Linked DNA regions of Homo sapiens: region 1 is linked to region 2. Evidence: read pairs that join two places in POLR2A ChIA-PET (ENCODE). Cell type or tissue: MCF 10A. All regions are shown on one strand. Links, peaks and the distances in the headings refer to the core of each region. The heading gives the core; the rest is flanking DNA.

Region 1 (5,330 bases), core at 1-5,000, 310 kb after region 2:
AGATTCTGTTATTCGAGCCCAGCCTTAGAAGGGCTTGATGTGGAGCAAAAGGTGAAAATGGTGAAACTAAAATTTGAGTATCAAAACCCATTGCCTTCTAATAGAATCAGAAGGAAATGTTGCTAAATCATATTCCATTTCCGTCATCACTCTTATGAATGGGGTAACCTGGCTAAATGAGAATTAATGAACCCACACTCATAAGTTTTCATTGACTTAGCACCAAGTCGTCCATCAAATATCATCAGATCTGAGAATGCTCTTATGGATATCTGATTTTTAGAGGCTGGCATTCATATTTTTAAAAACTGCCACCTGTGACCACACTGCAGGCCAAACAGAATGTACCTGCTGGTCAGATGCAGCCCAGAGGTCACTGAATTGCAACCTCTGGACTCTCGGTCAGAGGCAAGCAGCCCTTATTCCAGAACTCCACAGTCCTTCACACCCTTCCCCAGACCTACACCAAGACCAACTAAGTGGTCAAAAGGTGGACAAACTGAGAGTTGTATCAAGGCCCTTAGCCTCTCAATTTGTTATCAAGTTTCCCTTTCTGAATCTATTTACCCTGAAGTATAAATACCCAAGATGAGCCTTAAGAGTGCCTGGTAGAGCAAACAAAGATGCATCTTATAGGGAGCAAAGTCTATGCTAACGCAGTGTTTCTCAATCCTGGCTGCACCTTTGAACCACGGGAGCTTTAAAAGTGACCACTGCAAGGGCCCTACCCACTATGGATCCCAATTTCATTGGTTGGGAGAGGGGCCAAGTTTGTTTCCAACTTCCCCAGATGACTCTAATGGCTGAGAGTTGCAATCAACAGGTAAGTGAATATCCAGGCTGTAAGATGAAGAAAGAGGGGGTTGTGCCCAAGCCCACTGTGCCTCATAAAGCAGATGATCTCTGCAGCGCTGCGCTTCTCAAAGAGTGGTCCCAGGACTGCCTCAGTCAGACCACAGACTCCTAAGTTCCTCCTCAGACTTCATGGATCCAAGCTCTGTGAGGTAATTCTAAGCACATTAAACTTGTAGAACAGCCATCTGGATTTAATATTACATAATAGCTATAATATTCTGCTATTCTCTAATCTTCAATGTCAGTTTCTTAAACTGTCAGGCCTGTCTTTAGATGCCCTTCAACTGTGCTGGGGACTATCTTGATGGCAGCCAGCAAAGAAAATCAGCAAAAACCCCAGTGGAGTTTCTGGGTTTTACTTTTGTTAAGGAAGGTGATGGTTTCTTGACATGACAGGTATCTAGGTGGAAAGGGCAAAGTGCTAATGCAAACACAATGGAGACACTATGGAATAGCTCTGCCTAGGGACATGTGGAAGAGCTTCTAGGAGACAGTGTGGACCTTTCCATCCCTAGAGGTCTTCACAAGATAAATTCCTACCTCCGTCAGTATTCAAAAGGTTTTAGCATCAATACTGTCTGAGAATAAGACATTAGACTTGAGTCAGTCCCCTGGCTTCAATCCCAGGATGCCAAGCAGCCTCTAATGGAGACCGCTGGCTTAATCGTGCTCCTTTCCTGGCATAACAACTCACTGCACCCATGCCTCACCACCACGAAGCAGTCTCCTCACCACCCAAATGTGCCTTGGGTGACTTAAATACAGCCATTAGTATGAATGGTCCCCTGTTTTTATTCAACACCACACCAGTCTTTGCTTTTACCTTCGGCTAATGTGGTTCCAGCCTTTTATCCTGCACTCCTTCTTATAATTTAAAAAAAAAAAAAACTCCCCTACTATCTTTATGTTAATATTAACATCAACTAGGTTCTTCTCAAAGGACAGCCAGGCCTAACTGGCCACGTTAAAATCTGCACAGTGCTTTTGTGTCACTGTCTATTCTATTAGTTTCAACATCATGCTAAAATAGGACAGCATGTTCCAAAACTGAAACTGAAACAGGAACGGAGCCTTGCTGATTTAGCATGAGGAGGGAATTGTAAGCCTTGCACCTGGACACTAAAACTTTTCAATAAGATGTATGCTAAGCCGTACCTAGCAAACTTACCAGGTCCAAAGTAGAGTACAAGCAGAAAGTTATTTTTAAAGGATGGGCACTATCCTTGAGGGACTTACCCTTTCTAATCAGCTTTGCATGGTTTGTTTTGAGACAGTGTCTCACTCTGTTGCCCAGGCTAGAGTGCAGCGGCACCATCACAGCTCACGGCAGCCTCTGCCTCCCGGGCTCAAGCAATCCCACCTCAGTTTCCCAAGTAGCTGGGACTACAGGCACACACCACACTCAGCTAATTTTAGTATTTTTTGTAGAGACAGGGTCTCGCCATGTTGCCCAGGCTGGTCTCAAACTCCTGGATTATCTCCCTGGCCCTGCATTAAAAAAGATGTGCAACAACTTAGTGATGTGTCTGAAATGTTTTCAGAAGGTGGCCCAAGTCAGAGTCAAAAAATTTTTTTATTTGGAAAATTAGAGGAAATACAGAAAATCAAATTTCAAATAGATGCATCTAAATGGAGAACAAGCTTATCAAGGACAGAGTCCATCTTTCTTATTTTTATTTTTGAGACAGGGTCTTGCTCTGTCACCCAGGCTAGAGTGCAGCGGCACAATCACAGCTCCCTGCAGCCTCGACCTCCTGGACTTCAGTGATCCTCCCACCTCAGCCTCTTGAGTAGCTGGGACTACAGACATGCACCACCATGCCCAGCTAATTTTTTTTTTAATTTTGTGCAGAGAGGGGGTCTCACTTTGTTGCCCACACTGGTCTCTCTTATTTTTGTATGCATATCTGTGGTGCAGTGCCTGAAATACAGTAGGTGTTCAATAAGCGCCAACATGCAAGAGTATCTTGCCATTGATTAAGGCAAAAGCAAAACCCCAGTCCGCCCCTCTGATGGACTGAGCACACCAAATTTCTAAAGCACAGGCAAATTAGAAAATATAATTTTGTCTAAACTTGCCAACAAGCTAAGGTTTTGTGAACCACCTAAAATTTGCCTCTCTCATACTGAAATTTTCTAGGTCAAGTATCTGAAGGAATACACTACTGCCAGTATTTTCTTTGGTGATCTGTCATATACAGCAGACATTACTTGAAACAAAGAAAAAAATGTTTTAAAACCTGTCTGGATGATTTCCGCAGTCTCACTAGGTTATTGCAGCCAGGGAGTGACCTAGCAGAGATCTGAAGGTGAGCTTCCCTAGTACTGGCATCTCACAGTGAAAGAGCACTGTTCAGTGGGTCAAGAGACCCAGAGCCTACTCTCAGTTACGACACACATAGTCCTTGTGTGGCCTTTCTGGGCTTGTGTCCTGAACTATAAAATGAGAGGGTGGCACTAAATGTTTTTTTCAGATCTCTATAGAGGCTGGAATGGCCACAGAGAATCTAAATTTGAAAACAAACATGTCCTGAGGGTGTGCTCCAATACCACCCTTTAATACTCTCCTGAGATGTGAAGGCTGGAAATGAGAATGCCATATTATTGTTACTTGCAAACGATTAGTGTATCTGGGACATCCAAAAGAAGTAACTGAAAATTTATTTCTTTAAAAACAAAAAAAACCATTACAGTGCTTTTGTAAAAACATTAATATTTAGAAGTACGTAGTGGTAATAAAAGGAAAATAGTTGTAAGACCTTCATTAAAAAGAAAAACCTAAAAAAAAAAACAAAACAAAACTCTGGATACAGGTGTATGATTTACCTAACCAGACATAGCTTTCTTTTGGATAAAAAAAAAAAAAAAAAAAAAGCTCAGAAGTGCAGAACTGTACAGATGTCCCTAAATCTATTAATTCAATGCTAAACGAAATAATCTCTTAACATGATAAAATTACACCAAACTTCATCTGGAAAAATAAACACGTAATAATGAAAAAAGTTAGCCACTCCCACCTCCCCACTTAAAAAAGACAAATGAAGAAATACTAGTCCAAGGCCAGGTGTGGTGGCTCACATCTGTAATCCCAACACTTTGAGAGGCTGAGGTGGGAGGACTGCTTGAACCCAGGAGTTCAAGACCAGCCTAGGCATCATGGCAAAACCCCATCTCTACAAAAAATACCAAAATAAAAAGAATTAGCTGGGCATGGTGGCACATACCTGTAGTCCCAGCTACTTGGGAGGCTGAGGTGAGAGGATCACTTGAGCCCGGAAGATCAAGGCGACAGTAAGCCATGATGGCACCACTGCACTCCAGCCTGGGTGACAGAATGAAACCCTGTCTCAAAAAACAAACAAACAAAAACCAAACAAATTATAGGAAAATCAACATTTTAAACCAAAGAAGAGAAGGAGAAAGAAGGGAAGGGAAGCCATAAAAGTGTCTTTTTCAAATAGATCATGGGGGAAAAAAAAAAAAAGTATGACTTGGAATAGAGACAGCCTTACAAGCAGGATCTAAAACTCAGAATCCATTTTTTTAAATTGTGATAAATTTGACTATAGAAAAATGTAAACTTTGGATACAAAAGTACCATATTTAAAGTAAATAAGCTACAACTATTACATGACAGAGAAAATGTCCTCAAACTTCTAAGGAACTTCTAACAAGTAGAAAAAAAACACACACAACCCCAAAGCAAACACCAATAGTCAATAAATATATGAAAGTGTTCAATGTTACTCATAATAAAGGCATACAAATCAAACCATGAAATGCTATTTTTCATTAATCACAACTTTGCAAAAATTAAATGATTAGATCTGATGTCAATAAAGATGTAGAGAGATGGAAGGCAATTTGATAACTTCTGTCAAGATTTTAAGTAGTCACTAAACCAAGTTCCAGTACTAGGAATGAATTTGTCCTTTAAGTATGGTACTTAAGGATGTTGACTGCAGCATTATTTGAAATATCAAAAACTGAAAATCTAAAAGTCCATCAATAAAATCTAGTTAAATACATTTTCAATCCATCAACAGAATTAATTGCTATGAAGTTGTTTTAAAAACCTATACATATAGAAATGGAAAATGCCTAAGATATATTACATGAAAAAGATAAGATACAGAATAGCGTTGCAAAGGTAGAAGTTCATTTGCATTTTAAAAACTGAAAAGGAGAAATAATACATATGTGCACAGAAACATTCTGGGAAGCTACTCAAAAAACTATTAATAGTGATTGTCTCTGCAGAGTCCAAATAGGAGGCGGGGAGAGATGAAAAGGGAACTTTTAAAATATATATTTGAATTTTTCTTTACTACGTGAATTTTTTCCCATGCACATATATAACTTTGACAACTTTAAGGCACTCAACAAAAGAACATCGCAACTAAGGCACACTGAATAATTAATAAAGACACAAACCTCAAAGTAGTTTTTTTCAAACATTTACTGAACACAAACAC
Region 2 (5,307 bases), core at 1-5,000:
AAAGCTGTGGTCTGGCAGCTGCAGCTGAGCCCATGTAGACCCCCTCACTCCCATTCACTCCCAAGGCCCTGTTTCATGAGGTGCTATGCCCAAGGGCATGTGATTTTGACAAGAAGATGATAAAGGCCCTGGGGTCTTGTCACATGGCATCTGTTCCTGGAGTCCTGGTCTGACCTCTCTTAGAAAGGAGTGAAAAATGAGAGCTAAGAGGGCATCTTTTTTTTTTTTTTTTTTGAGATAGGGTCTCACTCTGTCACCCAGGCTGGAGTGTAGTAACACAATCTTAGCTCACTGCAACCTCAAATTTCTGGGCTCAAGCAATCCTCTCACCTCAGCGTCCCAAGTAGCTGGGACCACAAGCACGCATCACTGCACCTGGCTGATTTTTAAATTTTTTGTAGAGATGGGTTCTCGCTATGTCACCCAGGCTGGTCTCAAACTCCTGGCTTCAAGAGATCCTGCCACCTCGGTCTCCTGAAGTGTTGGGATCACAGGCATGAGCCACCGTGCCTGGCCCAAAGAAGCTCTTTACAAAAAAGACTTTGAGGCAGGTTCCATGTCCTCTCCAGTGGAATCTGGGTGTGGAAGTGACCCTATGTGACTTCTGAGGCTAGGTCATAAGGGATCTTACATTCTTCCTTGTTTGTTGGAACACTTGCTCCTGGAGCCCCAAGTCATCATGTAAAATATCTGACTACTCTGAGGCGGCCATGCCATGAGGAAGCTCAAGCCATGTGGAGACACCATGTGTAGATGCTCCAGTCAACAGTCCCAGCCCAGTCCAGCCTTCAAGTCATCCCAGTCCAGGCACCAAACATGAGTGTGAAGGCACTTCCAGATGATTCTCAGATGTCACCCTAGTCATTTAGGTCTTCCTAGCAGAGACCCCAGACATGGTGGAACAGAGACAAACTATCCCCTCTGTGCCTGGCCCACAAAATCCTTGAGGCCCCTTGCTAACCCCTCCACCTACTTCAAAAGCCCAATATCTATCTCGAGCTTGGTGAGCCAGGGAGAAAACCAGGGGAGACTCAAGATGTTTGGAGAAGGCTCCTTCTTGTAGTGCCCTCCAGCTTTGGGTGTGAAGGCTCTGATCAGCTGGCTTGCCCCTTTCCTGGTTCCGAGTCAATCCACAGTCAATGGAGGATATATTGAGCACCTACGAAGTGCCTGCCCTGTGAAACAGCTCCAGGGGTCCCGTAATGTCTTCCATGTCCACCCCTCCATGCTCAAGAAACTCATCCTCTATCTGGGGCCATCAGAAGCTGACCAAAGATATCAGAGGAAACATAACTCCGTGTTCAGTTATGCTCTGGATTTTTCTGTGCCTGTCCCAGTTTCAAATACTCTGCCCCCACTCTACCCATGAGCTAGCAAAATATCCTCATCCTTTCAATGTTTCTGTATCCAAACTGTATTTTCTACACAGCCTCTTCCACTCAGAAGCAGCTCAAAAATTCTCTCAGGCCATGTGCCAGAATTTGGGGTATGGAAAATGTTTACTTTAAGGAAAGCGCCTGACCAACAACTGTACCATTCAGTGTAGCAGGACGGTACTTACATGTGCTATAAGTCATGCTGCCCACATGTAAGGCCCTATGCTGGGGAACACAGGGACCATGAGTGCAGTCCTAGATTCACTGGAATTATCCAGGGAGCTTGGAATAAATGCTGATGCCCAACCACAGCCCAGAGGCCATGATTCACTGGCCTGGAGGGATCTCCAGGTGATTCTAATATGCTTGCTTGGCTAAGCCCCACCACCCTAACTCCCTTTGCCTGAGGTCATTCATGCTTAGGGCTTTAAACACTATCTACAGGCTGATGGCTCCAAAATTCCCACTCCTGGTCTAGGCCTCTTTTTTGACCATTGGACCCTCCTTTTGGATTCTTGCAGTCACCTTTGACCTAACATGGTAGAGCTAAACTACTGGTCTTCTCCCCACCCCAATCTGCTTCTCTGCCACCATGACTTTCAGTAAACGAGGCTTCACCCACCCAGCTGCTCACCCTCAAAACCCAAGAGCCGGCCGGGCGCTGTGGCTCACTGCTATAATCCCAGCACTTTGGGAGGTCAAGGTGGGCGAATCACAAGTTCAGGAGTTTGAGACCTGCCTGACCAACATGGTGAAACCCCCGTCTCTACTAAAAATACAAAAATTAGCTGAGTGTGGTGGCGGGTGCCTGTAATCACAGATACTCAGGAGGCCAAGGCAGGAGAATTGCTTGAACCCGGGAGGTGGAGGTTGCAGTGAGCTGAGATATTGCGCCACTGCACTCCCGCCTGGGCGACACAGCGAGACTCCATCTCAAAAAAAAAAAAAAAAAAAAAAAAAAAAACCCAAGAGCCCTCTGTGACTCCTCCCAGCCCACTTCTAGGTCCTGTCCATTCTCCCTTCACTTTCCAGTCTTGAAGCATCTGTACTTTCCAAATAATTTTTACACAGTTACAATCATGATATGCATAAAACTTTATGTCCCACCTTTTTCACTTAGCACGAATATTTTCCCACACTGCCATATCATTTTGGTATTATAATTTTTAACGGCTGCAGAATATTCCATTGAATCAATGCTTCCTAATTTATTCAGCCAGTCTCATACCATTAGGCCTTTATTTTGTTCCCAATGTTTCATTGTTATAAATAATGCCGTGATGAGCATCTTGATGCATAGAGTTTTTCCCCGCCTTTGGATTATTTCCTTTGGACAGGTTCCCAGAAGCGGGATTACTAGGTCACAGGATATGGACATTTTTATGGCTTGTGGTGTCTGTTGCCAAATTGCTCTCCAAATGGGTGATCCCACTTTACTTTATGTGTCTTTGATAATGGCTTATACAACTTTGGACGACACTGCCATAGGACCCAGGACAGTGCTAAGCAGCTGGGAGATTGAAGTTTTTCTTTTCAAAACTTCTTTTTTTTTTTTTTTCCTTGAGACGGAGTCTCGCTCTGTTGCCCAGACTGGAGTGTAGTGGCATGATCTCAGCTCACCACAACCTCTGCCTCCCAGGTTCAAGCGATTCTCCTGCCTCAGTCTCCTGAGTAGCTGGGATTACAGGTGTGTGCCACCATGCCTGGCTAATTTTTGTGTTTTTAGTAGACACAGGGTTTCACTATGTTGGCCAGATTGGTCTTGAACTCCTGACCTCGTGATCAGCCCGCCTTGGCCTCCCAAAGTGCTGGAATTACAGGCGTGAGCCACCATGCCCAGCCTCAAAACTTCTTAACAGCTTGCTTAATTTTCTCCTAATTATTAAAGTAAAAAATGCACAATCTAGAAAGGCAAACAGAAAAGTATAACCATGTAAACAAACGCACCCATAATCCCATCTTTCCATAGGTTCTCAGAAGGTGTGATTTCTGATTGTTGGAATGCTGGGATGAGGAATTGGGGCTGAATTTACACAGAAGGGAGGTTTTTTTTTTTAAATCACAACTTATACATAGAGAGGACTCCAGCCTTTCCAGAGTGGTCCTCTGGGGAGGACACACACATATTCTAGCCATGCTGCTGAGATAAAGTCGCCTTTTAAAAAAAAAACCACACCTTTTTAATTTCCTGGTATGAAATTCTGCTTAGGACTGGCAAGGCATTCTTAGGGCTATCCTCAGTGATGGCAATCTTTGCCCTTGTTAATAGGGTTCCTCTCCTCAGCCATAATCCCAAATCATTCAGGAACACACTTGTTCTGCTCGTGGTAGGAAAGGCGGTTTGGGGGTGGGGGCTGACCATGAAGAATGGAACCAATTTCCTGATGGTAGAAGCTGCTACTGAGAGCTGCTCTCAGGAAGGTCCCAAAAACTCTGAGCAATGCTGGAGCCCTGGAGTATGCGTCAAGGGAAGGGGGTGCCCAGAGTGACAATACTGACAAGCGAACGTGATAAGAACGACGAGGGGCGGCTCATGCCTGTGGAGTGCTGACTGTGTGCCGGGCTCTGTGCCAAATGCTTTCTGTGTATGAAATACACTCAGTGCTCACAACGCTTCTATGGGGTAAGAATTTGGACCCCAGCAGTCTTGACTCCACAGCCTGGGCTCTTATGCTGAACCTCCTGGTGCACATGTTCTAGTATGAGCCTCTGAAGGAGACCAGCTGCCCTTCTGAATTCTACAACATGGCACTCTTCCCCATGTTCTGCCCCTTGAGCTCCAAACTCAGATCCAGCATCCCCTATGTATTAGCCTGCTCAGGCTGCCATAACAGAATGCCACAGGCTGGGGGCTTAAACAACAGATATTTATTTCGTACAGTTCTGGAGGCTGTAAGTCCAACATCAAGGTCCAGCAGGGTTGGTTTCTGGTGAGGCCTCTCTTCCTGGTTTGCAGACGGCCGTCTTCTTGCTGTGTCCTCTGTGCAGATGCGGAGAGAGTGAGCTCTCTGGTGTCTATTTTCTTATAAGGACACCAGTCCTACTGGGCCAGGGCTCTGCCTTTATGACCTCATTTACCCTGAATTATCTCTTTAAAGGCCCTGTCTCCAAACACACTGGGGGTTAGGGCTTCAACATATGAATTAGGGGGATACAATTCAGCCCACAGCACCATGTCACCCTAACTCTGCCCTAAACACATGGACTCCTTGACATCTGCTGATGACCTCGCACTGTTGCTGCAGTTTGTCCTCCACGAAGGCTCCTCTGTCTCAGGCCTCACACTAGTATGATTAGCAAGTGTGTTTTTTTAAGATAATAATTATTTGGAGGTTACAGGCCAACTTTCGCTCATCTGTGCATACCCTCCCATCCATCCACTCGTTCATTCATTCAATTCATTTATTTGTTTGACAACACAGTCATCCAGCAACTAGTTTAGTAAGCACCTACTGCGACCACGTACTGTGTTAGCCCTGGGACTTCCATGGCGTGTAAGACACAGTGGACAATTCTGCATCCTAATTCCAGCCAACCTACCCACTTCTCTCTCCATCTGTCTTACTCTCTCACCCCAGGCAACCAATGTCTCTCACCTCCTATCCTAACAGACCGTTGACAGACCCATCCTTGAGCAGGGGGCTCTTTGACACCTTCCTGCTCAGGGGAAACAGATGGTGTTAAGCCAGTGTGGAAGCTGTTTCTAGGCAAGGGATTGCAAAGCTGTGTGTCCACCCCCTGCCCCAAGAAAACAAAATTATATATATCCCAACCAGGGAAACACGTGTGCTTGCAAGATTCGTACAGGCAGTCCCTCTTTTCCCAGGAAACAGGCTTGCTTCCACGAGACATTTTTATTAGAAAACAGAGAGGAATTGCTTCTTAGTGTTCTCAGGAAGAAAGTGGGTGTTGCACATTGCACAGAACCTCC

What was found. ChIA-PET counts read pairs that join two places held together with the same protein. Peaks named below come from ENCODE experiments on the same cell type or tissue, not always from the same donor. Only the 100,000 strongest peaks of a DNase experiment are listed, where the experiment ranks them.
Region 1: POLR2A ChIA-PET joins it to region 2 with 5 read pairs; 2 of 35 experiments call an interaction of 5 or more read pairs at or near these places.

What each region holds. Positions count from the first base shown.
Region 1 is chr15:68,295,832-68,301,161 of GRCh38, reverse strand. ITGA11 (integrin subunit alpha 11) reads left to right here. Exons shown (of 30, transcript NM_001004439.2): 30 at 1-4,630. It overlaps FEM1B (fem-1 homolog B), which reads right to left. Exons shown (of 2, transcript NM_015322.5): 2 at 5,300-5,330. Among named protein-coding and RNA genes, the nearest start is that of FEM1B, 21 kb to the right of the region's middle. In MCF 10A, for the core only: no CTCF peak of the experiment used is centred there; no DNase peak of the experiment used is centred there.
Region 2 is chr15:68,602,745-68,608,051 of GRCh38, reverse strand. The region is part of intron 1 of CORO2B (coronin 2B); the gene reads right to left. Among named protein-coding and RNA genes, the nearest start is that of CORO2B, 26 kb to the right of the region's middle. In MCF 10A, for the core only: no CTCF peak of the experiment used is centred there; a DNase peak (open chromatin) is centred at 2,721.